Linked DNA regions of Homo sapiens: region 1 is linked to region 2. A link is an interaction called in ENCODE POLR2A ChIA-PET data of the cell type or tissue named here. Cell type or tissue: K562. All regions are shown on one strand. Each heading gives the region's core, and the rest is flanking DNA. Links, peaks and the distances in the headings are about the cores only. Region 1 holds the start of LOC124904058 (a long non-coding RNA gene). Region 2 holds the start of LOC124904059 (a long non-coding RNA gene).

Evidence for each region. ChIA-PET counts read pairs that join two places held together with the same protein. Peaks named below come from ENCODE experiments on the same cell type or tissue, not always from the same donor. Only the 100,000 strongest peaks of a DNase experiment are listed, where the experiment ranks them.
Region 1: POLR2A ChIA-PET joins it to region 2 with 5 read pairs; 3 of 35 experiments call an interaction of 5 or more read pairs at or near these places.

The regions. Positions count from the first base shown.
Region 1 is chr17:74,976,366-74,988,302 of GRCh38, forward strand. It overlaps LOC124904058 (a long non-coding RNA gene), which reads left to right and starts at 6,029. Exons shown (of 2, transcript XR_007065906.1): 1 at 6,029-6,411; 2 at 7,902-8,484. It overlaps CDR2L (cerebellar degeneration related protein 2 like), which reads left to right and starts at 11,267. Exons shown (of 5, transcript NM_014603.3): 1 at 11,267-11,757. The coding sequence starts at 11,679. RefSeq lists enhancers at 5,637-6,586, 11,105-11,606 and silencers at 6,199-6,248, 11,173-11,252, 11,273-11,362. In K562, for the core only: a CTCF peak has its summit at 5,937; DNase peaks (open chromatin) are centred at 5,726 and 6,016; H3K4me3 peaks cover 1,478 bases.
Region 2 is chr17:75,293,733-75,305,669 of GRCh38, forward strand. LOC124904059 (a long non-coding RNA gene) reads left to right here and starts at 1,787. Exons shown (of 2, transcript XR_007065908.1): 1 at 1,787-1,911; 2 at 3,979-4,147. RefSeq lists a silencer at 805-994 and enhancers at 2,045-2,104, 2,185-2,274, 2,295-2,344, 2,385-2,434, 7,437-7,937 and 2 more. In K562, for the core only: no CTCF peak of the experiment used is centred there; no DNase peak of the experiment used is centred there.

The DNA.
Region 1 (11,937 bases), core at 4,942-7,441, 320 kb before region 2:
AAACTTTTATAGTAAACATTTTAAGAAATAAGTCTGGATGTATGAAGAAAGAATATTCTCGGCCGGGCGCGGTGGCTCACGCCTGTAATCCCAGCACTTTGGGAGGCCGAGGCGGGCGGATCACGAGGTCAGGAGATCAAGACCATCCTGGCTAACATGGTGAAACCCCATCTCTACTAAAAAATAAAACATAAAAAAAATTAGCTGGGCATGGTGGTGGGCGCCTGTAGTCCCAGCTACTCAGGAGGCTGAGGCAGCAGAATGGCGAGAACCCAGGAGGTGGAGCTTGCAGTGAGCTGAGATCGCACCACTGTACTCCAGCCTGGGCGACAGAGTGAGACTCTGTCTCAAAAAAAAAAAAAAAAAAAAAAAAAAAATATATATATATATATATATATATATATATATATATACACACACACACACACTTACTAAATAAAACAAAATAAAACAGAGCTTTTAAAAAATTTTTTTAATTACGTATCCCTGATCAATTTGAGGGTTCCCTGGTAGGTTCTTCACTGTGATGTCTGCATATAGAAACCATGTCCTGTTCTCCTTTATGCCCACCATAAAAGGAAGACTCGCAGGTCTATGGCTGTCATGGCCCTCCCTGGCACCCTTTTTCTGAGTTCAACCGTCAATCATCCAACAAACACTTACTGAGGCCAAGAGCAGTGGGTCACGCCTGTAATCCCAGCACTTTGGGAGGCTGAGGCAGGTGGATCACCTGAGGTCCCAAGTTTGAGACCAGCCTGGCCAACATGGTGAAACCCTGTCTCTACTAAAAATACAAAAATTTAGCTGGGCATATAAAAATAATAATATTTTTATTTTATTTATTTATTTAATTTTTTATTTTGAGATAGAGTCTCTCTCTGTCACCCAGGCTGGAGTGCAGTGGCGTGATCTTGGCCCACTGCAACCTCTGCCTCCCAGGTTCAAGTGATTCTCCAGCCTCAACCTCCTGAGTAGCTGGGATTACAGATACGCGCCACCACAACAGGCTAATTTTTGTATTTTTAGTAGAGATGGGGTTTCACCTTGCTGGCCAGGCTGGTCTCCAACTCCTGACCTCAGGTGATCCACCCACCTTGGCCTCCCAAAGAGATGGGATTATAGGCATGAGCCACCACCCCCGGCCTCTATTATAATTTTTTGTGTGTGTGTGAGACAGAGTCTCTCTCTGTCGCCCAGGCTGGAGTGCAGTGGTGCTGTCCTGGCTCACTGCAAGCTCTGCCTCCCGAGTTTATGCCATTCTTCTGCCTCAGCCTCCCGAGTAGCTGGGACTACAGGCGCCCACCACCACACCCGGCTAATTTTTTGTATTTTTTTTAGTAGAAACAGGGTTTCACCATGTTAGCCAGGATGGTCTCGATCTCCTGACCTTGTGATCCGCCCGCCTCGGCCTCCCAAAGTGCTGGGATTACAGGCGTAAGCCACCGCGCCCAGACTATTATAATATTTTTAAAAATCAAAAAAAGAGAGAGGAGGGAGGGAGGAAGACAGACACCTGATTTGAGTGAAATGTAGAGAGACAGGAGATACGCTTGAAGTGGACCAGGAGCAGACCATAAAGGGCTGCATACATCCTGATAAAAGGCATTAATCTTATTCCATGAGCAACAAAGAGCCTGAGAAGCAGGGGAGTGATGTCATGAGATGTCATTAGATCTTAATGAAGCCATCCTGGCTGCAGCAGGAGAGAGAAATGACCTGAACATGGGGAATCCAGCTGGGAGGTGAGAGCTGATGAGGGCTCAACCAAAGCAGTCACAGATAGATGGAGAGGAAGCAGGCAGGTGGTATTGACAAGGTGGAGTCTTGGAACTTGGTTTTCTATCTCATATGTGTTCTAGGTACCATTGCTGCATAACAACCTTTCCACCAAACTTGGTGTAAAACTATAACCATTTTATTATGTTCACAAATTCCATGGGTCAGGAATTCAGACAGGACTCAGCTGCGGTGGCTGGTCTGTGCTTCACAATGTCTGCGGTCTCAGCTGAGAAGACCAGAATGGCTGGTGCTGGGGTTAACTTGGAACAGCTGGGGGGCTGAAATTACCAGGTGGCTTTACTCATACATCTGATGCCTGAGCTGGCAGGACCCAAAGACTGGGTTCAGCTGGGGCTGAAGACAGACACACCAACGTGTGACCTCTCCATGTGGCTTGGGCCTCTCTCAGCAAGGACACTGGGCTCTGTGAGGGAACACCCAAAAGATGCATATGAAAATAGGAAGTGGACACAGTGGCTCACACCTGTGATCCCAGCACTTTGGAAGGCCAAGGCCGGAGGATCGCTTGAGCCCAGGAGTTCGAGACCAGCCTGGGCAACATAACAAGACTCCATTTCTATAAAAAATAAGAAAAAAATACTAGCCAGGTGTGGTGGCAATTACCTGTAGTCTCAGCTACTCAGAAGGCTGAGGCAGGAGGATCGCTTGAGCCTGAGAGGTTGAGAATGCAATGAGCTATGATCTCACCACTGCACTCAGCCTGGGTGACAGAGCGAGACCCTGTCTCAAGAAAAAAAAAAAAAGAGAGAGAGAGAAAGAAAAGGAAAGAGGGTGTTCAAGAGAACAAGGGGGAAGTTGCATATCTGTTCAGCATCCAGTCTGGGAGGGAAGTAACATAGAAAGTCACTTTCACCACACTCTATTGGTCAAAATAGTCACAAGGTCACCAGATTCCAAGGGAGAGGACCTCTACCCCACCTCTCCATGGAAAGAGTGTCAGAGAATTTGGTACCATATTTTATTTTTATTTTTATTTTTATTTTTATTTATTTTTTGAGATGGAGTTCTGCTCTTGTCACCCAAGCTGGAGCGCAGCGGCGCGATCTCAGCTCACTGCAACCTCCGCCTCCTGGGTTCAAGTGATTCTCCTGCCTCAGCCTCCCGAATAGCTGGGACTACAGGTGTGCACCACCACACCCCGCTAATTTTTGTATTTTTAGCAAAGACGAGGTTTCGCCATGTTGGCCAGGCTGGTCTCGAACTACTGACCTCAAGTGATCTGCCGCGTGCCTCAGCCTCCCAAAGTTCTGGTATTACAGGCATGAGCCACCACGCCTGGCCCATGTCACCCTTGGTGCCTCTCTTCCTGCTACCAACCCCCCACCAACCCCAACCAATTCATCACCAAGTCCTATGGTGTTATCCATCAAACATATATATTGTATCATCCTACGGCCCTTCATCTCCCCCGCCCTCACCTTTGCCAGGGTCCCATAACCTCCCACCTGTAGCAGCCTCCACTCATCCCCTCTCCCACCTACTCTCTGCAGAACAGCCCAAGTAATTTGAACATGGAGCTCACATCACTCCCCCATGAAGACTCCTCTGAGCACTGCGTCAGGAGCAACCTCCAAGGCCCCGCAAAGTCTGAGCCTGCTTCTCCTCCCTTCAGTCCCTGGGTTCCACCCACGTGGGTCTTCCTTCATTTTTCTCAACCACTCTAAGTCTTTCTGCCCAGGATCTTTGTATAGTTTGTTCCTTCTGCCTGGGACATCCCTCCTCCCACTCCTCATGTGACTGTCCCCTTTTCGTCCTCCAGGGTCTTATCTTAAAAGTCTCTTTCCGGCCGGGCGCAGTGGCCCACGCCTGTAATCCCAGCACTTTGGGAGCCCGAGGGGGGTGGGGGTTGGATCACGAGGTCAGGAGTTCAAGACCAGCCTGGCCAAGATGGTGAAACCCATCTCAACTAAAAATACAAAAATTAGCCGGTTGCGGTGGCAGGTGCCTGTAATCCCAGCTACTCGGGTTGGGGCGAGATCATTCAGCTACTTAGGAGGCTGAGGCAGGAGAATCACTTGAACCTGGGATGCGGAGCTTGCAGTGAGCCAAGATCGTGTCACTGCACTCCAGCCTTGGTGACAGAGTGAGACTCTGCCTCGAAAAAAAAAAAAAAAAGTCTCTTTCCCTGAGAGATTTCCCAGCTCCACCATTGTTACTTCAGTCCCCCATGTTCTTAACACTATTGTAAATATTTTTGCTTTTTTTTTTTTTTTTGAGACAGAGTCTCGCTCTGTCGCCCAGGCTGGAGTCCAGTGGCGCCATCTCGGCTCACTGCAAGCTCCGCCTCCCGGGTTCACACCATTCTCCTGCCTCAGCTTCCCGAGTAGCTGGGACTACAGGCGCCCGCCACCATGCCCGGCTAATTTTTTTTGTATTTTTAGTAGAGACGGGGTTTCACCGTGTTAGCCAGGATGGTCTGGATCTCCTGACCTCGTGATCTGCCCGCCTCGGCCTCCCAAAGTGCTGGGATTACAGGCATGGGCCATCGTGTCCAGCCTATTTTTGTCTTTTTAATTGTTTGACATCTGTCTCTTCTACTGAAATTCAAGCTTCCCGTGAGCAAGGACTGAGTCCGTTTTGTTCTCTGTATCCTCAGCACTCAGCACCATGTCTAACACATCATAAATATTTATTGGACAAATGAATGACAATAACTCCTGGGCTTCCAGCTTGGGTGATTACAGGAGGAGGAGCCAGTTGATCACCCACTTTAGTCAATAGGAATGACACATTTTGGCCAACTCTTTCTCAGATTTATCTTTTTTTTTTTTTTTTTTTTTTTTTTTGAGATGGAGTCTGTCGCCCAGGCTGGAGTGCAATGGCACAATCTCGGCTCACTGCAACCTCTGCTTCCTGGGTTCAAGCGATTGTCCTGCCTCAACCTCCCTGGTAGGTGGGATTACAAGTGCTCGCCACCATGCCCAGCTAATTTTTGTATTTTTAGTAGAGATGGGATTTCACCATGTTGGCCCGGCTGATCTCGAACTCCTGACCTCGTGATCCACCTTCCTTGGCCTCTCCAAATGTTGGGAATACAGGCGTGAGCCACCGCGCCTGGCAGATTCATCTTTGATTAGTTTTAGGAGTTTTTCAGGCAGGGCAGGTGGATCTGACCTGGGGCAAAGGGATAAGGAACGCTGTGAATTGTGGAGTTAGGGGGTCATTGGGAAGAAGGCCGAAGAAGGAAGGCCAAGAAAAATGGCTTAGAACATTTCTTCATTCATTGGGAGACCTGCCATGTGCCAGCCAGAGTCCCTGCCCTCAAGGAGTTCTCAGTCTGCCGGGAAGCAGAAGGGTCCCACGCAGAGAGCCTCCATGCTGTGACGCGGCTGTGCTAGAGGCGGGGGAGCCCAGGCAGCCCTCAGCGGGCAAATGCACCTGGGGCTTCTCCCCAGGTCTCTTCTCCCAAGGCTGAGCCTTGACTGCAGGCTCCACCTGCCTCCCCAGCCAGAAAGGTAAAGTCCCTGCACTGGCATCCCCAGCCTGCCTTAGGAGCCCTGCCAGAGATGGGGTAGTGAGGGGCAAGGAATAGTTCCTCCAGGTGAAAACCGATAATAAGGCCCTAATAGTCACTGACCGTGCTCGGCAGACCCCAGCGCTGATCTAAGCGCTGGCGTGTATGAACTCATCGCACCCTCCCAACCAGCCCAGGAGGTATCAGAGGAGTAAGGTTGGATATCATCAGCACAAGTCTCCTAAAGGTCACCCCACTGATGACAGGCCTGGAGGGTTCACACTGCAGAGATTTGAGGTAGACATATGGAGGCATTTCCCGACCGCAAGAACCTTGAGAATCTGAAATAATGTACCCTTCAGAGCACACGATTGTCTGGAACAAACTCAGACGGTGCATGGGGGAGAGGGGGATGGGCAGCAGATGACCTCACTCCAATGTCCTGAGCGCCTTACCCCGCCAGGCGCTGACCTCAGACTGGTGGAGGGGACAGATGGGGCGAGATCATTCAGTACAGTGTGCGCCCAGCGCTGGAGCGAACATGTCCGGGGACAGGGAGGGAGGCGCCGCTTGCAGGGGTGTGGGGACTCGAGGAAGGTTTCCAGATGTCGCCCTATCCTTTAACCTCAACCCGAGATGTGCAGCGCGCGAGGTCGGTCGACGCCCTTCGCCTCCCGCAACGCCGCTGTGCGGTTGGGGGCGGTGCGGTCCCTCTGCCGCCAGCGCAGCCCGCGAGCCGTCACTTCCTGTGGGCTGGGCCGAGCCGGGCTGCGCGCGGAGGTAGGGGATGCAGGCTGGGGGTGAGCAGCAGCGACGGTGCCATCGGCTGTCGCATCGGCGTCCTCAGCCCCGCCCCGCGCCTAAGCGGCGCTCGCTGGGAGGGCCTGGCCATCTTCGCGCGGTGGCCGGGCGCTCCCGGGGTCCCCTGCCTGTGCCCCGTTCCCCCATCCAGAACCTGGGCTGGAGGTGCTAGGGAGCTCTGGGAGCCTGGGCTGCACGCAGGGAAGTGCTCTCGGCCGCCGGGGTCACAAGACTCCAGGGCTTCACAGTGCCCAAGGCTTGGTGGACATCGAGCCCACCGGGGAATCTTTGCCATCAGCGCCGTGTTTTGATGCCCGCGGCAAGGAACACCACGAAATAGGTTTCCTGACACTCAGGTGAGGTGCCAGGTCCTGGGTTACCAAGGTCAGGTCAGGTGGTCTGTACTTGCCACCCCTGGGTCGGCTCTCTACCCTGCTTGACTACATCACAGGAAAAGGCTGGAAATGGATCCGGGGCTTGTTGACCTGTAGCTCATGGAGGCTGAAGAATTTCCTCCTTGAAGGCAGACCTGATTTTCCTCCTCACGGAAGAGTTTAGGCCAGTCATAGGGTGTTTTTCTTCTATTTATTTTATGTTATGTTATGTTATGTTATGTTATGTTATGTTATGTTATGTTATGTTATGTTATGCTATTTTATTTTATTTTAGAGACAGAGTCTCACTCTGTTGCCCAGGCTGGAGTGCAGTGGGGCCATCTCAGCTCACTGCAACCTCTGCCTCCCGGGTTCAAATGATTCTCCTGCCTCAGCCTCCTGAGTAGGTGGGATTACAGGCGTGCACCACCATGTCTGTCTAATTTTTGTATTTTTGGTAGAGATGGGGTTTCGCCGTGTTGGCAAGGCTGATCTAGAACTCCTGAGCTCAAGTGATCCGCCCGCCTCGGCCTCCCAAAGTGCTAGGATTACAGGCGTGACCCACTGTGCCTGGCTTCTTCTTTAGTAAATAAACTATTTTATCAAAGTATAATATATCTTCAGAATAGTGCACACATCTTAAGTGTACAGTTGGGTGAATTTTCACAAAGTGAACACACCTGTGTAACCAGCACCCAGCTCAGGAGATAGAATTCTCCTGAATGGGAGTTAGTGTTTAATGGTACAGAGTTTCAGTTTTACAAGATGAAAATAGCTACGGAGATGGATGGTGGTGATAGTTGTACGTTATAAATGTATTGAATACCACTAAACTGTACACTCAAAAATGGTAAATGGTAAATCTTATGTGTGTTTCACCACAATCGTAAAAAAAAAAAAAGAAAAAAGATCAGCTGGGTGTGGTGGCACAAGCCTGCAGTCCCAGCCATTTAGGAGGCTAAAGCAGGAGGATCACTTGAGCCCAGGACTTTGAGGTTACAGTGAACTATGATTATGACACTACACCCCAGCCTGGGATCCCATCTCAAAAATAAGTTTAAAAAATTTTAGAAAAAGATTCCCAGCCACTTAGAATTCTCCACATGCCTTCCCAAAGCCAAACACTATCTTGATTCATTTTGCCAGTTTTTAACTTTATTATTATTTATATTTTATAGAGACAGAGGGTGGCTGTGATGCCCAGGCTCGTCTCAAACTCATGGCCTCTAGTGATCCTCTTGCCTCACCCTTCCGAGTAGCTGGGATTCCAGACACATGAACTTTATTTTTATTTTTATTTTTTGAGACAGAGTCTCGCTCTGTCACCCAGACTGGAGTGCAGTGGCGCAATCTCGGCTCACTGCAAGCTCCACCTACCCAGTTCACGCCATTCGCCTGCCTCAGCCTCCTGAGTAGCTGGGACTACAGGTGCCTGCCACCACGCCCAGCTAATTTATTTTTTATTTTTTTAGTAGAGTCGGGGTTTCACCGTGTTAGCCAGAATGGTCTCGATCTCCTGACCTCGTGATCTGCCTGCCTCGGCCTCCCAAAGTGCTGGGATTACAGGCGTGAGCCACTGCACCTGGCCATGAACTTTATATAAAATGGAATCATGCAGTGCTGTGATAGAATCATAACCACTAAAGATATCCACATCCTAACCCCCAGAATCTCTGAATATGTTACCTTGCCCAACATAAGGGACTTTGCAGATGTGATTTAGTTAAAGACATTGAGACAGGGAGATTATGCTGTATTATTCAGTGTGCCCAGTTTAAGCAGAAGAGTCCTTTATAAGAGGGAGGTGGAAAAGGTAAGAGTGATGGGATGTGAAAAAGACTCCACCTTCTGTTGCTGACTTTGAAGATTGACAAAGAGGCCATGAGCCAAGGACTATGGGGTGGCCTCTAGAAGGTGCAAAAGACAAGGAAACAGATACTCCCCTGGAACCTCCAGAAGGAACACAGCTTCTACCAATGCTTTGACTTTAGCCAGTGATCCTTGTCAGACTTCTACAGAATTATAAAATAATAAATTTGTGTTGTTTCAAGCCCATTAAATTTGGGGTCATTTGTTACAGAAGCAATAAGAGACAAATACAGGTATTTACTCTTTGTGTCTGGCATCTTTCACTCAACTTTTTTTTTTTAGCCCAAGCCCATGACAGTAGATCATTGTATTTGTACTATATAACATTCCATTACATGAACATGCCACATATTCTTCGTCAACTGTTGATGGACATTTGTGTTGTTTCCAGTGTGGGCGCTTATGAATACTGTGGCTATGAACTTTCTTGTACATGTCTTTGGGATAAGGTATGTGCATATTTCTCTTGCACATATATAGGAATAGAATTTCTGGGTTATAGGGTATGCATGTATAGTGGCTGCTGTGATGTATCCCCAACTCTTTCAGAACGAAAGGACCTATTCCCTTAGCTGCTGGGAGGACCCCTGGCTGGCAGTCCCAGCTGCCAGGGCTCTGTGCAAACTAGTCTCAGCTGAAAAGAACTTATTTGGCCAAGGTCACACATGCCTCCTAGGAACGACCTGTGTCATTCAATGACTGGTTGATATGTAAGGGTGGGGGATATAAAGGCCCCCTCCCCCAATGATACCTGGAATAGCTTTGAAGGGTCACCCTGGATTCAAAGTTCTTCAGGGATCAGAGGAGGCTTTTGCAGAGGCTACATACCAACCCAGCTTCTCCCCCACCAACCCTGCTTCCCTCCCTTTCCTGCAGGTGTTGATCATGAGAGCACTCCCTAGTCAACTTTCTTTCTTTTTTCTCCCTCTAATCCAATATGATTGATATCCCTAATCAACTTCCTGCATGCTAATCTCCATCTCAGGATCAGCTGCCTGGGAACACAACCTACAACAGCTTACGTTATTCAGCTTTCATGGTTATCAAGCAGTCTTTTTTTTTTTTTTTTCCAAGACGCAGTCTTGCTCTATCGCCCAGGCTGGGTGCAGTGGCGCAATCTCAGCTCACTGCAACTTCCGCCTCCCAGGTTCAAGCAATTCTCCTGCCTCAGCCTCCCAAGTAGCTAGGACTACAGGCATGTGCCACCATGCCCAGCTAATTTTGTATTTTTAGTAGAGACAGGGTTTCACCATGTTTCCCAGGCTGGTCTTGAACTCCTGACCTCAAGCGATCCACCCTCCTTGGCCTTCCAAAGCGTTGGGAATTACAGGCATGAGCCACCACGCCCGGGCAGTTTTCTAAAGTGGTTGTCGTCCTATGTATTCCCTCCAGCAGGGTGAGAGAGTTCCAGTTGCTCAACATTCTTGCCAATACTAGGTATTTTTTGTCTTTTTTTTTTTTTTTTTTTTTTTTTTTTTGAGACAGGATCTTGCTCTGTCACCCAGGCTGGAGTGCAGTGGCATGACCACAGCTCCCTACAGCCTCAACCTCCTAGACTCAAGCAATTCTCCCACCTCAGCCTCCCAAAGTATCTGGGACTACAGCCGTGTGTCATTATGCCCACCTAATTTTTATTTTTAAATTTTTTTATAGAAATAGGATCTTGCTATGTTGCCCAGGCTGCTCTTGAACTCCAGGCTCAAGTGATCCTCCCAACCTCGGCCTCCCCAGAGTTCTGGGATTATAGGCATGAACCACCACGCCTGGCCTTTTTTTTTTTTTTTTTTTTCCCTAAAGCCACTCTGGTGATTGGGTAGTGATACCTCATTGTGGTTTTCATTTGCATTTTTCTGATGGCTAAAGAAGTTCAGTACCTTGTTGCATATTTATTCAGTTATTTGTGTATCCTTTTTTGTGAATTACCTGGTCAAATCTTTTACCCACTTTTCTACTGGGTTGCGTGCCTTTTTCTTATGACTATGCAGATGTTCTTTCTGTATTCTGGATACAAGTCATTCGTTGGGTATATCACAACATTATTCAGAGATTCTCAACGGCACCAGCACATTAGGGTCCCAATAAAAATGAGTTACGTGAATGCTTGAGTCCGAACACTCTTCTAAGGAAAGAATGCTTGGACAGATGCAAGTGTGTATAGTTTTAATGGGTATAATTGGATATAGGATATGGGTCCCAAGGAAAGGAAAACAGAACCTTGAATGCAGGTAACACACCCTCAAACTTTGCCACTTTCAGCCTGTGGTTTCTAGCCACAAGCACTTAAACACGCAGTTCCCAAAGGCAACTGTAAATTAGTATTCATTCATTCAAAGAATGTCGATGGAAGGTATCAATGACCAGCATGTTGTTTGTTTTTTGTTTGTTTGTTTTTTGAGGCAGAGTCTCCCTCTGTCGCCCAGGCTGGAGTGCAGTGGCGCTATCTTGGCTCACTGCAACCTCTGCCTCCAGGGTTCAAGCGATTCTCCTGCCTCAGCCTCCCGAGTAGGCATGCGCCACCATGCCCAGCTAATTTTTGTATTTTTAATGGAGACGGGGTTTCGCCATGTTGGCCAGGCTGGTCTCGAAACCCCTGACCTCAGGCGATCTGCCCGCCTTGGCCTCCCAAGGTGCTGGAATTACAGGAGTCAGGCATCGCGCCCGACTGGTGAGCAGCCTGTTCTAGGAAGTGAGTAGCCAGCTGTGAAAGAGAAACAATATTCTTGCTTCCAGGAGATCTAGGAGAGACGACAACTTCTAAAATAGCATAATTTTAGACATGAGACATAAACTGAATAGGTCGTAGGGGGAAGTAGGACGAAAGGGTTGATCAAGCAATTCCCAGACCAAGACACCAGGAGGGTCCCGCCCTCGGCCCCGCCTCCAGCTTTGCATACATCTCCTGATTGGTCGGCGGCGGCAGGCCCCACCCCGCGGAGCCGAGCTCCGCAAGCTGCAGGCGGGCTCCGCCAAGATGCAGCGGCGGCTCCGGTTGTCGCCGGGCGGGCCAGGAGCAGCGCGGACCCGAGCCGGGCAGGGGGCGCCCGCCACGGCACCCGCGCGCTCCTAGCGCCCCAGACCCGCCTGCGGGCCCGGATCCTCCTTGCCACTGTCCCACCCGCCGTCCCTGCCACTCCACCCTTTGTGTCGCCGCAGCCCGGTGCCCCCGGCTCTGCGGGACCCCGGCCGGGCCGGACCCTGGCAAAGCGCCAGGCCCCGCGTGGGCTCCCGGCGAGCGGTTGATGGCGAGGGGGCGCGGCGCGGGCTCTGTAGCCCGAGTTCCCGACGCTGGAGGCCCGGCCCGCCTCAGCCGCATTGTCCCGGGCCGCGCGCACCGGCCCTGAGCTGCGCCGCCGCAGCACCCGCCCGCCGCCCGCGGGGCCATGCGGAGAGCCGCCGGGATGGAGGACTTCTCCGCGGAGGAAGAGGAGTCCTGGTACGACCAGCAGGACCTGGAGCAGGGTGAGCGCGGGGGCGACCGGGACAGGAAGGCGGGGAGCGCCCGGTGACCCCTGTCCGCTTCTCCATTGTTGGGCGCTATCACCCCGGGAGGGGCTGGGCTGGACCGGGCGCGCCCGACTCGGAGGAGGGACGCGTCTGGAGAACCGGGACGTGGAGAGAGGGGGCGCTGCCGGAGAAGAC
Region 2 (11,937 bases), core at 5,902-8,401:
TTACAGGCATGAGCCACGGCGCCCGGCCAACGTTTTTTTTTTTTTTTTTTTTTTTTTTAAATGAGACTACTTACATGGTGTTGTGTATTTCCATGAGGAACACCATAATGCCTGCTTGTCTGTCATTTTGTGATGTTTGCAGCCATCGTGTCTCAAAAAAGAATTGGTTCCTGGCCAGATGCGGTGGCCCACACCTGTACCAGCACTTTGGGAGGCCAAGCTGGGTTGGTCATCTTGAGGTCAGGAGTTTGAGACCAGCCTGGCCAACATTGTGAAACCCCTGACCTCAAGTGATTTGCCTGCTTCAGCCTCCCAAAGTGCTAGGATTACAGGCATGAGCCACCGTGCCTGGCCTTAATTTTTGGTAGAGACAGCATAGGATCTCCCTATGCTGCTCAGGCTGGTCTTAAACTCCTGGGCCTCCCAAAGTCCTGGGATTACAGGTGTAAGCCACCATGCCTGGCCTTTACCAAAGAAATCTTTGCCTAGTCAAAGGTTATAAAGATTTTCTCCTATGTTTTCTAATAGAAATTTTATAGTTTTAGGTTTTACATCTAGGTCTCTGATCCATTTTTAGTTATTTTTTGTTTGGTATGAGATATTGAAGGTTTTTTTCTTGTACTTGGATATTTAATTGTTCTAGTACATGGAACTCTGTTTTTGTTGAAAAGTCTATTCTTTCTCCACTAAACTGCTCTGTTCATGTTTGTTGAAAATCAGTTCATGTGTACACAAAATGATGACCTTTTTTCTTTTTTCACTCAATGCAAGTAATGATAAGCATTGTCCACACAGGAAAAAGATAGTTAAAGGTGTTGCCGGGCACGATGGCTCACGCCTGTAATACCAGCACTTTGGGAGGCCGAGGTGAATGGGTCACCTAAGGTCAGAAGTTCAAGACCAACCTGGCCAACATGGTGAAACCCCGTCTCTACTAAAAGTACAAAAATTAGCTGGGCATGGTGGCAGGTGTCTGTTATCCCAGCTACTCAGGAGGCTGAAGCAGGAGAATCACTTGAACCCAGGAGGCGGAGGTTGCAGTGAGCTGAGATCACACTACTGCACTCCAGCCTGGGTGGCAAGAGTGAGACTCCATCTCAAAAAAAAAAAAGATGTTAAGGTGGGCTTGGTGCAGTGACTCATGCCTGTAATCCCAGCACTTTGCGAGGCCGAGACAGGTGGATCACTTGAAGTGAGGAGTTCGAGACCAGCCTGGCCAACATGGTGAAACCCCGTCTCTACTAAAAATACAAAAATTATCTGGGCGTGGTGGTGGGCACCTGTAATCCCAGCTACTCAGGAGGCTGAGGCAGGAGAATCACTTGAACCTGGGAGGAGGAGGTTGCAGTGAGCCGAGATCACTCCACTCCAGCCTGGACAACACAGCAAGACTCCATCTCAAAAATAAACAAAAATAAATAAATAAATAAAAATAAAGATGTTAAGTTGGCCCATAATGGGCAGAACCTAAAAAAGAAATTTGACTTCCTGTTCTAGTCGAAAGCGTCCCTCACTGTGGTCTTCCGGGCTGCACTGTCCTCCCTCACTCCCTCTGTCTCCTTGCTTAGGGATTGCCTTATTTCCCCATGCAAGTGCAGCCCTCATGTTTTATCTCTGTTGTCCAGGTCAGTTTGTGAACTGATTGCTAACCTCTTTCCAGATCATCTCTTTGGCTAAGGAGATCTTTGGCCCTACTTTGTTTTCCTGAACTAGAGCAAACCCACATTTTAGAATGGGCCTCTTCAAAGGCCAATCAGCAGATAAGCCAGGAAGGACCTTTGACTACAGGCTAATTGTAGGGTGACTTAGACCCAGGGCACCACAGATGGTCAGAACTGGAAAGATTCATGGAGGTCATTTCATCTGGCCGGGGCCCAGAAGGACTAGGAGATGTGCCTGCAGTCCCTCAAGGTCAGGTGGCAAATTGGTGGCTGGGATGAGATGAGACTGGAGGTAGATGCTAGTTTTCCTGGGCTGACCCGGATTGTAGTTTTTATATATTTCAAATTTGGCCATTTCATTTTAAGTTAAATATGTTTAGTAAATCTGAAAAGAGAAACCAGAAAGTAACGGTTCCCGTCAGCTTGGGGAAGTGAATCCTTCTGTGACTTCACCAACACTTACCCTAAAGAGGCCTATAAAAAGCTCCTTTGGACTTCCCCCGCCTCCTAAGAAGGAGTAAATATCTCCTTGGCCTTGACCAAATAGAGTTGGTATTTAGCAGCTGCTTGAGCTGATGCTTCTGAGGCAAATGAGTCTCTTAACATCTAACTGAGTTGGTCAGCTCTCTGTAAGAGGCCTGAAAGTCAGAAGGCAACTTGCTGTGTGTCTCTGGCAAGTAACTTTCCTTCTCTGGGCTGCAGTTCCTTCATCTGTTCAGATGGAGTTGGACTACAGGGTAGGTCAAGCCTTGCTGCCTCTGCACCTCCACAGTTCTAAAATATAATCTGCATTTTTTTTTTTTTTTGAGACGGAGCCTCGCTCTGTTGCCCAGGCTGGAGTGCAGTGGCGCAATCTCGGCTCACTGCAAGCTCTGCCTCCCGGGCTCAAGCCATTCTGCCTCAGCCTCCCGAGTAGCTGCGACTACGGGCACCTGCCACCACGCCCAGCTAATTTTTTGTATTTTTAGTAGAGACGGGGTTTCACCGTGTTAGCCATGATGGTCTCGATCTCTTGACCTCGTGATCCACCTGCCTCAGCCTCCCAAAGTGCTGGGATTACAGGCGTGAGCCACTGTGCCCGGCCTTTTTTTTTTTTTTTTTTTTTTTTAATGGAGATGGAGTCTCACTATGTTGTCCAGGCTGGTCTCGAGCTCCTGGCCTTAAGCAATCACCTCGCTTCAGCCTCCCAAAGTGCTGGGATCAAGGGTTTGAGCCACCATATGCCTGGACTTAAAAAAAACAACAACTCATCAAATATTGAGGGCCTGTTTTGGCCAGACACTGTTTTAGATGTTGGAGATTCAGCAGTGAATCAATCAGAATTCTTGCCCTCTTGGATCAGGCTTTCTTTCACTCAGCAATATGCAGCTAAGGTTTTTCCACAATTTCTCCTGGCCTGATAGTGTGTTTCTTTTTGGTGTGGAATAACATTTCATTGTGCGGTTCCAGCACACAGTTTGCTTATCCATTCACCTATTAAAGGATGTCTTAGCTGGGCACAGTGGCTCATGCCTGTAATCCCAGCACTTTGGGAGGCCGAGGTGGGCAGATCACGAGGTTAGGAGTTCGAGACCAGCCTGGCCAACATAGTGAAACCCCCGTCTCTACTAAAAATACAAAAAATTAGCTGGACGTGGTGGTAGGCGCCTGTAATCCCAGCTACTTAGGAGGCTAAGGCAGGAGAATTGATTGAACCTGGGAGGCGGAGGTTGCAGTGAGCTGAGATCATGCCATTGTACTCCAGCACAGGTGACAGTGCGAGACTCCGTCTCAAAAAACCCAAAAAAACAGGACATCTTAGTTGCTTCCAAGCTTTAGCATTTATGAATAAAGTTGCCATAAGCCTTCATGTGCAGGTTTTTGCATGGATATAAATCTCCATCATTTTATTTTATTTTATTTTATTTTTAAATGAGACGGGGTGTGCCCAGGCTGGTCTTGAACTCCTGACCTCAAGCAATCCACCCACCTTGGCCTTCCAAAGTGCTGAGATTACAGGCATGAGCCACTATGGCCGGCCTTCATTTTATTTTTTAAAACTTAATAGAGCTAAAGGGCTGAGGAAATAATGAGAAGCCAACCACTGATGGAGGATTCTGGAGGAAGTTCTGATAGGCTGCAAGCCCCAAAGATAGGGGCACCTTGGCAACAGTTCCTTTTTTTCTTTGTTCTTTCAGATTTACTCAGCAAATGACTCAAACACCAGTAAACTAAAATAAAAAAAAAAAAGAAAGAAAGAAAGAGAGGATTCACTGTCCAGTAACTTTCAATAGCTGATTTCTTACCCATTTTGACTTTCTTCTGTTGCTCTTCTCAGGGGAGTCAAACATCAAGAGGCTACAGGGCGCCGGGTGCGGTGGCTCACGTCTGTAATGCCGGCACTTCAGGAGGTCGAGGCGGGCGGATCATCTGACGTCAGGAGTTTGAGACCAGCCTGGCCAACGTGGTGAAACCCTGTCTCTACTAATAATAAAAAACTAGCTGGGTGAGGTGGCTCATGCCTGTAATCCCAGCACTTTGGGAGGCCGAGGCAGGCAGATCACTTGAGGTTAGGAGTTTGAAACCAGCCTTGCCAACATGGTGAAACCCCGTCTCTACTAAAACTATAAAAATTATCTGGGCGTGGTGGCACCTGCCTGTAATCCCAGCTACTCTGGAGGCTGAGGCAGGAGAATGGCTTGAATCCGGGAGGCGGAGGTTGCTGTGAGCTGAGATCGCGCCATTGCACTCCAGCCTAGGCAACAGGAGCGAAACTCCGTTGTTTCGCTACAGGAAATTCCAAAAAGAGGCTACAGGAAATGTCAATACCAGGCCAGAGAAGAAGGGTTCCCAAGTTTGCTGGAGGGTCTCAAGGCTTCCAGCTTTGTGGTTTTCGGCATTTGGTTCTCTTTGACCAGATCATCAACTGTTGTGGGTGACCACGCCTCCTCACTCATCACCTGTTTCTGAGCTTCTGTGAGAAAGAATTTTCTGGCTGGGCGCGGTGGCTCACTCCTGTAATCCCAGCACTTTGGGAGGCCGAGGTGGGTGGATCAACTGAGGTCAGGAGTTCAAGACCAGCCTGGCCAACATGGTGAAACCCCTTCTCTACTAAATATACAACAAAAATTAGCCAGGCGTGGTGGAAGGTGCCTATAATCCCAGCTACTCGGGAGGCTGAGGCAGGAGAATCGCTTGAACCTGGGAGGCAGAGGTTGCAGTGAGCCAAGATCACGCCACTGCACTCGAGCCTGGGCAACAAGAGCGAAAATCTGTCTCAAAAAATAAAATAAAAGGAATTTTTGCTGTGTCTGTGGGAAGCCCATCTTCACCCTGCCTGCCATCAAATGCACACAGAGAACAGAGTGCAGCCCTGTCGTGAAGGTAGAGGTGTCTGTGTGTGGAAGGGTTGACATGTCCCACATCCACCGCAAACCATGTCTTCTTTTATTTTTTATTTTTTGAGACAGAGTCTCGCTCTGTAGCCCAGGCTGGAATGTAGTGGCAGCGGTTTTGGCTCACTGCAACCTCTGTCTCCAAAGTTTCAGCAGTTCTCCTGCCTCAGCCTCCTGAGTAGCTGGGATTACAGGCACGCGCCACCACACCCAGCTAATTTTTTATTATTAGTAGAGACAGAGTTTCACCATGTTGGCAAGGCTGGTCTCGAACTCCTAACCTCAGGTGATCTGCCTTCCTCGGCCTCCCAAAGTGCTGGGATTCCAGGCGTGAACCACCGCGCCTAGCCACAGACCACGTCTTCTTCCGTGACAATTTACGGTTCCTGACTCAAGGATGACTACCTCTCCCAGCACTTTGGAAGGCTGAGGCAGGAGGATTACTTGAGCCCAGGAGTTCAAGACCAGCCTGGGCAACAATAGTGAGACTTTGTTTCTACCAAAAAAAAAAAAAAAAAAAAACCGCTGGATGTGTGGCACGCGCCTGTAGTCCTAGCTCCTTGGGAGGCTGAGGTGGAAGGTTCTCTTGAGCCTGGGAGGTCAAGGCTACAGTGAGCCAAAATCATGCCACTGCACTCCAGCCTGGGAGTGCAGGACCCCGTCTCAAAAACAAAAAATGGGCCGGGCGAGGTGGCTCACGCCTGTAATCCCGGCACTTTGGGAGGCCGAGGCAGGAGGATCATGAGGTCAGGAGATCAAGACCATCCTGGCTAACATGGTGAAACCCCGTCTCTACTAAAAATACAAAAAATTAGCTGGGCGTGGTGGAGGGCACCTGTAGTCCCAGCTACTTGGGAGGCTGAGGCAGGAGAATGGTGTGAACCCGGGAGGTGGAGCTTGCAGTGAGCTGAGATCGCACCGCTGCACTCCAGCCTGGATGACAGAGTGAGACTCCATCTGAAAAAAAAAAAAAAAAAAAAAGTTGACTACTTTTGGGAGCTCCAAATCTAAGAAGCAGGCTATGAGAAAATGGGCCTAAAGCCTCCTCAAATCCATAGCAAATCAGGCAGGGTGGTCATGTCATTACTCCCAAGACAGAAACAGATTTTCTCCTGTCCCAGTATTGATACATTTCTTTCCACTGGGCTTTTCCTGTATTTAAGTGATGTGTTTTTGTTTTTAACACAATTATAATCCTACTGTACATGTAAGATTATGCGCTTTCATTTAACATTGTACTATGATGATGTTTTCCATGTTTTTTAAGTTTTTCATAAAGTATAACTTTTGTTGGTTGTATCACAATCTTTTTTTTCTTTTTTGAGATGAGATCCTCCTCTGTTGCCCAGTGGCAGTGCAGTGGCATGATCACGATTTATTGCAGCCTTGACGGCCCAGACTCATGCAATTCTCCCACCTCAGCTTCCTGAATAACTGGGACCACAGGTGTGTACCACCATGCCTGGCTAATTTTTATTTTATTATTTGTAGAGATGAGGTTTTCCTATGTTGTCCAGGTTGGTCTCCAACTCCTGGGATCAAGCAATCCTCCCGTCTCAGCCTTCCAAACTGCTTGGATTACAGGCATGAGCCACTGCACCTGGCTCATAATGATTTTTAAAGCTTATTTGTATTAAGATATAATTCACATAACATTAAAAAACATCAAAAAACTGTATGTTTAAAAATATACAGCTTCGTGGGGTTTGTTTAGTATATTGTGCAATCATCACCGCTATCCAATTCCAGAGCTTTTTTTTTTTTTTTTTTTGAGACAGAGTTTTGCTCTTGTTGCCCAGGCTGGAGTGCAGTGGTACCATCTTGGCTCGCTGCAACCTCCGCCTCCCAGCTTCAAGCAATTCTCCTGCCCCTGCCTCCCGAGGGTGGGGAGGGATTACAGGCACCCGCCACCACATGAAGCTAATTTTCAGATTTTTGGTAGAGACAGGGTTTCACCCTGTTGGCCAGGCCAGTCTCGAACTCCTGACCTCAAGTGATCCACCCGCCTCGGCCTCCCCAAGTGCTGGGATTACAGGTGTGAACCACTGCACCTGGCCAGCACCATCTTATTAATACATTCCCACCAGCGAGGTCTGCGGTTCCAGTTTCTCGCCATCCCCGCTGACACTCGATGTTTTTTCTTTGGTGGATGCTCACATGCTTCTGCATGAGCCTTTTTCCCTCCTTTCCCCACGCCTCAGTTCTGGAGTCACCGTCTCTCTGAAGTCTCTCCTGACCCCATCCAAGTCGGCCTCCCCTCTGCTCTCCTTGCCCCGCTGCCTTCTGGGATGGATTACTGCTCAGTATCTGCCACGGTATCTCCGGCTTCCTGAGGGCTGGTGTTTGGTAACTTTCTTATGCATCTCTGTCTCCAGCACCTGGGCCTGTGTTCGACGGCTCAGTAGACACTAGAGTGCAGGGATGGAGATGACACACCACCCAGCATGGCTCAGAGTGAAGTGATTTCCCCCTTCCACATCCTCATCTGCCTCCACCCCATGAAAGTATTTATAGACAGGGAATCGTGGGAGTGGAGAACTACGTACGTAGCAGGGTTGAGTAGAGAAAGATGGGAAATGTCCACAGACGTCTTTTCTTTGCTCCCCTTTGCGGTGGGGATTCTGGAGATGTCAGGGACTGTGGGGATTGGCTGCTTGGTAGGCAGACATGAATGATGGGGTATCAGGACTAGATTCAGCTGCCCTGAAAGTGACAGAGCCCCACAATAGTGGCTTGAATTCATCAAAGTCCACAGTAAGCTCACCAGGGCTGGTTCAGCCACTGTCTCCATCAACTTCCCAGGAGCAGAGCACTGGCCCCTTCCAGCCCACCATGCCACAACCCTTAGGGCAGAAGGACCCAACCCAGTACGGGTCTGTGGCCTGTAAGGAGCTGGGCCCCACAGCAGGAGATGATGGCGGGCGAGCAAGCATTACCGCCTCCTGTCAGATCAGCGGCGGCACTAGATTCTCACAGGAGCACGAACCCTACGTGAACTGCGTACGCGAGGGATCTAGGTTCCACGCTCCTTATGAGAATCTAATACCTGATGATCTGAGGTGGAACAGTTTCATCCCAAAACCGTTCCCCCTCCACCGTGGGAAATTGTTTTCCATGCAACCGGTGACAAAAAGGTTGGGGACCGCTGCCCTAGGGTGTGGCCATCAGTGTCAGCAGCCAGAGCTCCAGACATCACATGGGTAGTGAAGCAACAGGATGGAGACATGATTGCAAGAGAAAGGGGTTCCAGGAAGGTTATCTGGGGCCGTCATATGAAAATTTTACTTGAATCCTATTGGCCAGAGCTGAGTCACATGGCTGCACCTAAATGTCAGTAGCTGGGACAGGTGGTCTTTACTCTGGGTAGTCATATGCAAGCTAAAAATTGGGTATTCTCTGGCTGGGCATGGTGGCTCACACCTGTAATCCCAGCACTTTGGGAGGCCGAGGTGGGTGGATCACTTAAGGTCAGGAGTTCAAGACTACCTTGGCCAATACGGTGAAACCCCGTCTCTACTAAAAATACAAAAATTGGCTGGGCGTGGCGGTGGGTGCCTGTAATCCCAGCTACCTGGGAGGCTGAGGCAAGAGAATTGCTTGAACCCGGGAGGCGGAGGTTGCAGTGAGCCAAGATTGTGCCACTGCACTCCAGCCTGGATGAAAGAGTGAGACCTTGTCAATAATAATAATAATTGGGCATTTTCCTACTATGGAAGAAGAGGGGGGAAGGTGGCAGAAAACATGTCTGCCCAGATGGATAGATGAAGAGAAACATCTATTGAGGAAGTATATGATTCCTCTGGCATTAGGCTGGATATTTTATTTTATTTTATTTTTCCAGATGGAGTTTCGCTCTTGTCGCCCAGGCTGGAGTGCAATGATGCGATTCGGGTCACTGCAACCTCCGCCTCCTGGATTCAAGCGATTCTGCTGCCTCAGCCTCCTGAGTAGCTGGGATTACAAGCATGGGCCACCAGGCCTGGCTAATTTTTTGTACTTTTAGTAGAGATGGGGTTTCACCATGTTGGTCAGGCTGGTCTCAAACTCCTGACCTCAAGTGATCAACCTGCCTCAGCCTCCTAAAGTCCTGGGATTACAGGTGTGAGCCACCGTGCCTGTCCAGGCTGGATATTATATACATTAGCCATGTCTCCCAAAAACCCTAGGAGGCCAACATCACATTCCATCATACTGCTGAGGAAACAAGCTCAGAGGCATCAGCCACCTCGCCCAAGGTCACATAACCAGCAGGATCTGGAGCTAGGACCAAGAACCCAGTTCTGTGGGATTTTTTGTGCACCTCCCCCACTGCCAAATTCATACTTTGAGGCCCTAACCCCACAATGCAATGGTGTTATCAGTTTGTTCTCCCTGCTATAAAATACCTGAGACTTGGTAGTTTATAAAGGAAAGAGGTTTAATTGGCTCATGGTTCTGCAGGATGTACAGGAAACATGGCTGGGGAGGCCTCAGGAAACTTACAATCATGGTGGAAGGTGATGGGGAAGGGACATCTTACACTGCCAGAGCAGGAGAAAGAGAGCGAAGGGAGAGGTGCTATATGCTTTTTTTTTTTTTTTTTTTTTTTTTTTGACACGGTCTCTGTCGCCCAGGCTGGAGTGCAGTGGCATGATGTTGGCTCACTGCAACCTCTGCCTCCCAGGCTCAAGCGATACTCCCACCTCAGCCTCCCAAGTAGCTGGGATTACAGGCGCCTGCCACCACGCCTGGCTAATTTTTGTATTTTTAGTAGAGATGGGGTTTCACCATGTTGGCCAGGCTAGTCTCAAACTCATGACCTCAAGTCATCTCCCCGCCTCGGCCTCCCACGGTGCTGGCCTGGCTGCCCTGTGTTTTGAGATCATGCTCCTCACCCATCTGCACTTTGAGTTCTACAGCTGAGGGGGAGAGGTCTTCTTCCCATGGATTACTTTTCTCAGGCTGCAAAAGTGTTTGGAAGAGCAGCCTTATGGTCAGAAGGCATTTGAAAAACAACTTATATTCCTTACTCACAACAAAATAGTTTTTATTTGTTTTTTTGAGACGGAGTCTCACGGTGTCACCCAGGCTGGAGTGCAGTGGTGCGATCTCGGCTCACTGCAACCTCCGCCTCCTGGGTTCAAGCAATTCTCCAGTCTCAGCCTCCTGAGTAGCTGGGACTACAGGTGCCTGCCACCACACCCAGCTAATTTTTTGTATTTCTAGTGGGGATGAAGTTTCTACATGTTGGCCAGGCTGGTCTTGAACTCCAGATCTTAAGTGATACACCTGCCTCAGCCTCCCAAAGTGCTGGGATTACTGGTGTGAGCCACTGCGCCTGGCCTATTTGCTCCTTTAATGAACTTTCGTCTTCACTAGTGGTCTCAGGACAAGCAGAGCAGGCAGTGGAAGAGCCTTGGAGCTCACCTGGCCATCGGTTTAAATGTGCCATTTAGACATGATTTCTTGAGGCCAGGTGTGGGGGCTTTCACCTGTAGTCCTAGCACTTTGGGAGGCTGAGGCAGGAGAATTGCTTGAGGCCAAGAGTTCAAGATGAACCTGGCCAACATAGCAAGACCCTGTCTCTAAAAAAAGAAAAAAAAAAGACACAATTTTGTCTGTATGAGATCAAATGCCAAACCACTGCACACAGACAAGTAATTCAGTAGGGAAGTGAGATCAACATTTGTACAGAGAAATCAATACCTTCCCATAGACAAATGACAGCTAGCTAGAAAATGGGAGGCCGGGCATAGTGGCTCCTGCCTGTAATCCCAGCACTTTGGGAGGCTGAGGTGGGCAGATCACTTGAGCTCAGGAATTCAAGACCAGCCTGGGCAACATGGCGAAACCCCATCTCTACAAAAAGTACAAAAATTAGGTGGGCATGGTGGTACTTGCCTATAGTCCCAGCTACTCAGGAGGCTGAGGTAGGAGGATTGCTTGAACCCAGAGGGTCGAGGCTGGGATGAGCTGTGTTCACACCACTGTACTCTAGCCTGGGTAACAAAATGAGACCATGACTCAATAAATAAATAAATAGATAGATATAAATTTAAAAACAAAAATAAATAAATTAGCTGGGTGCAGTGGCACATGTCTGTAGTCCTAGCTACATGGAAGGCTGAGGTGGAAGGATCACTTGAGCCCAGGAGGTGGAGGTTTCAGTGAGCCATGATCACACCACTGCACTCCAGCCTGGGTGACAGAGCAAGACCTTATCTCAAAAAAAAAAAAAAAGATGGAAGAAGATAAGGTCTGCTTTAAAATATCAACAAAGATGATAAAATATCTGGGAACAAATGTCACAAGAAACATGCAAAATCTCCATAAGGAAAATGTTCCCAAAGGACATGAAACTGGAAAGACATGGCAAGTCCTCGGATAGGGAGACTCAACATCACAAAACGCCAGTTCTTCTTAGTTTACAAATTTAACATGATCCAAATAAAAACACCAAGAGCCTTTTTTCTGGAAGGAAACAAGCTGATGCTAAAGTTTACATTGAAAATATAAACAAGGCCGGGCGTGGTGGCTCATGCCTGTAATCCCAGTACTTTGGGAGGCTGAGGCAGGCGGATCATGACGTCGTCAGGAGTTCAAGACCAGCTTGGCCAACATGGTGAAACTTCATCTCCTCTCTCTCTTTTTTTTTTTTTTTGAGACGGCGTCTCGCTCTGTTGCTCAGGCTGGAGTGCAGTGGTGCGATCTCGGCTCACTTCAGCCTCTGCCTCCTGGGTTCACGCCATTCTCCTGCCTCAGCCTCCCAAGTAGCTAGGACAATAGGCGCCCACTACCACGCCCAGCTAATTTTTTGTATTTTTAGTAGAGATGGGGTTTCACTGTGTTAGCCAGGATGGTCTCGATCTCCTGACTTGGTGATCCGCCCGCCTCAGCCTCCCAAAGTGCTGGGATTACAGGCA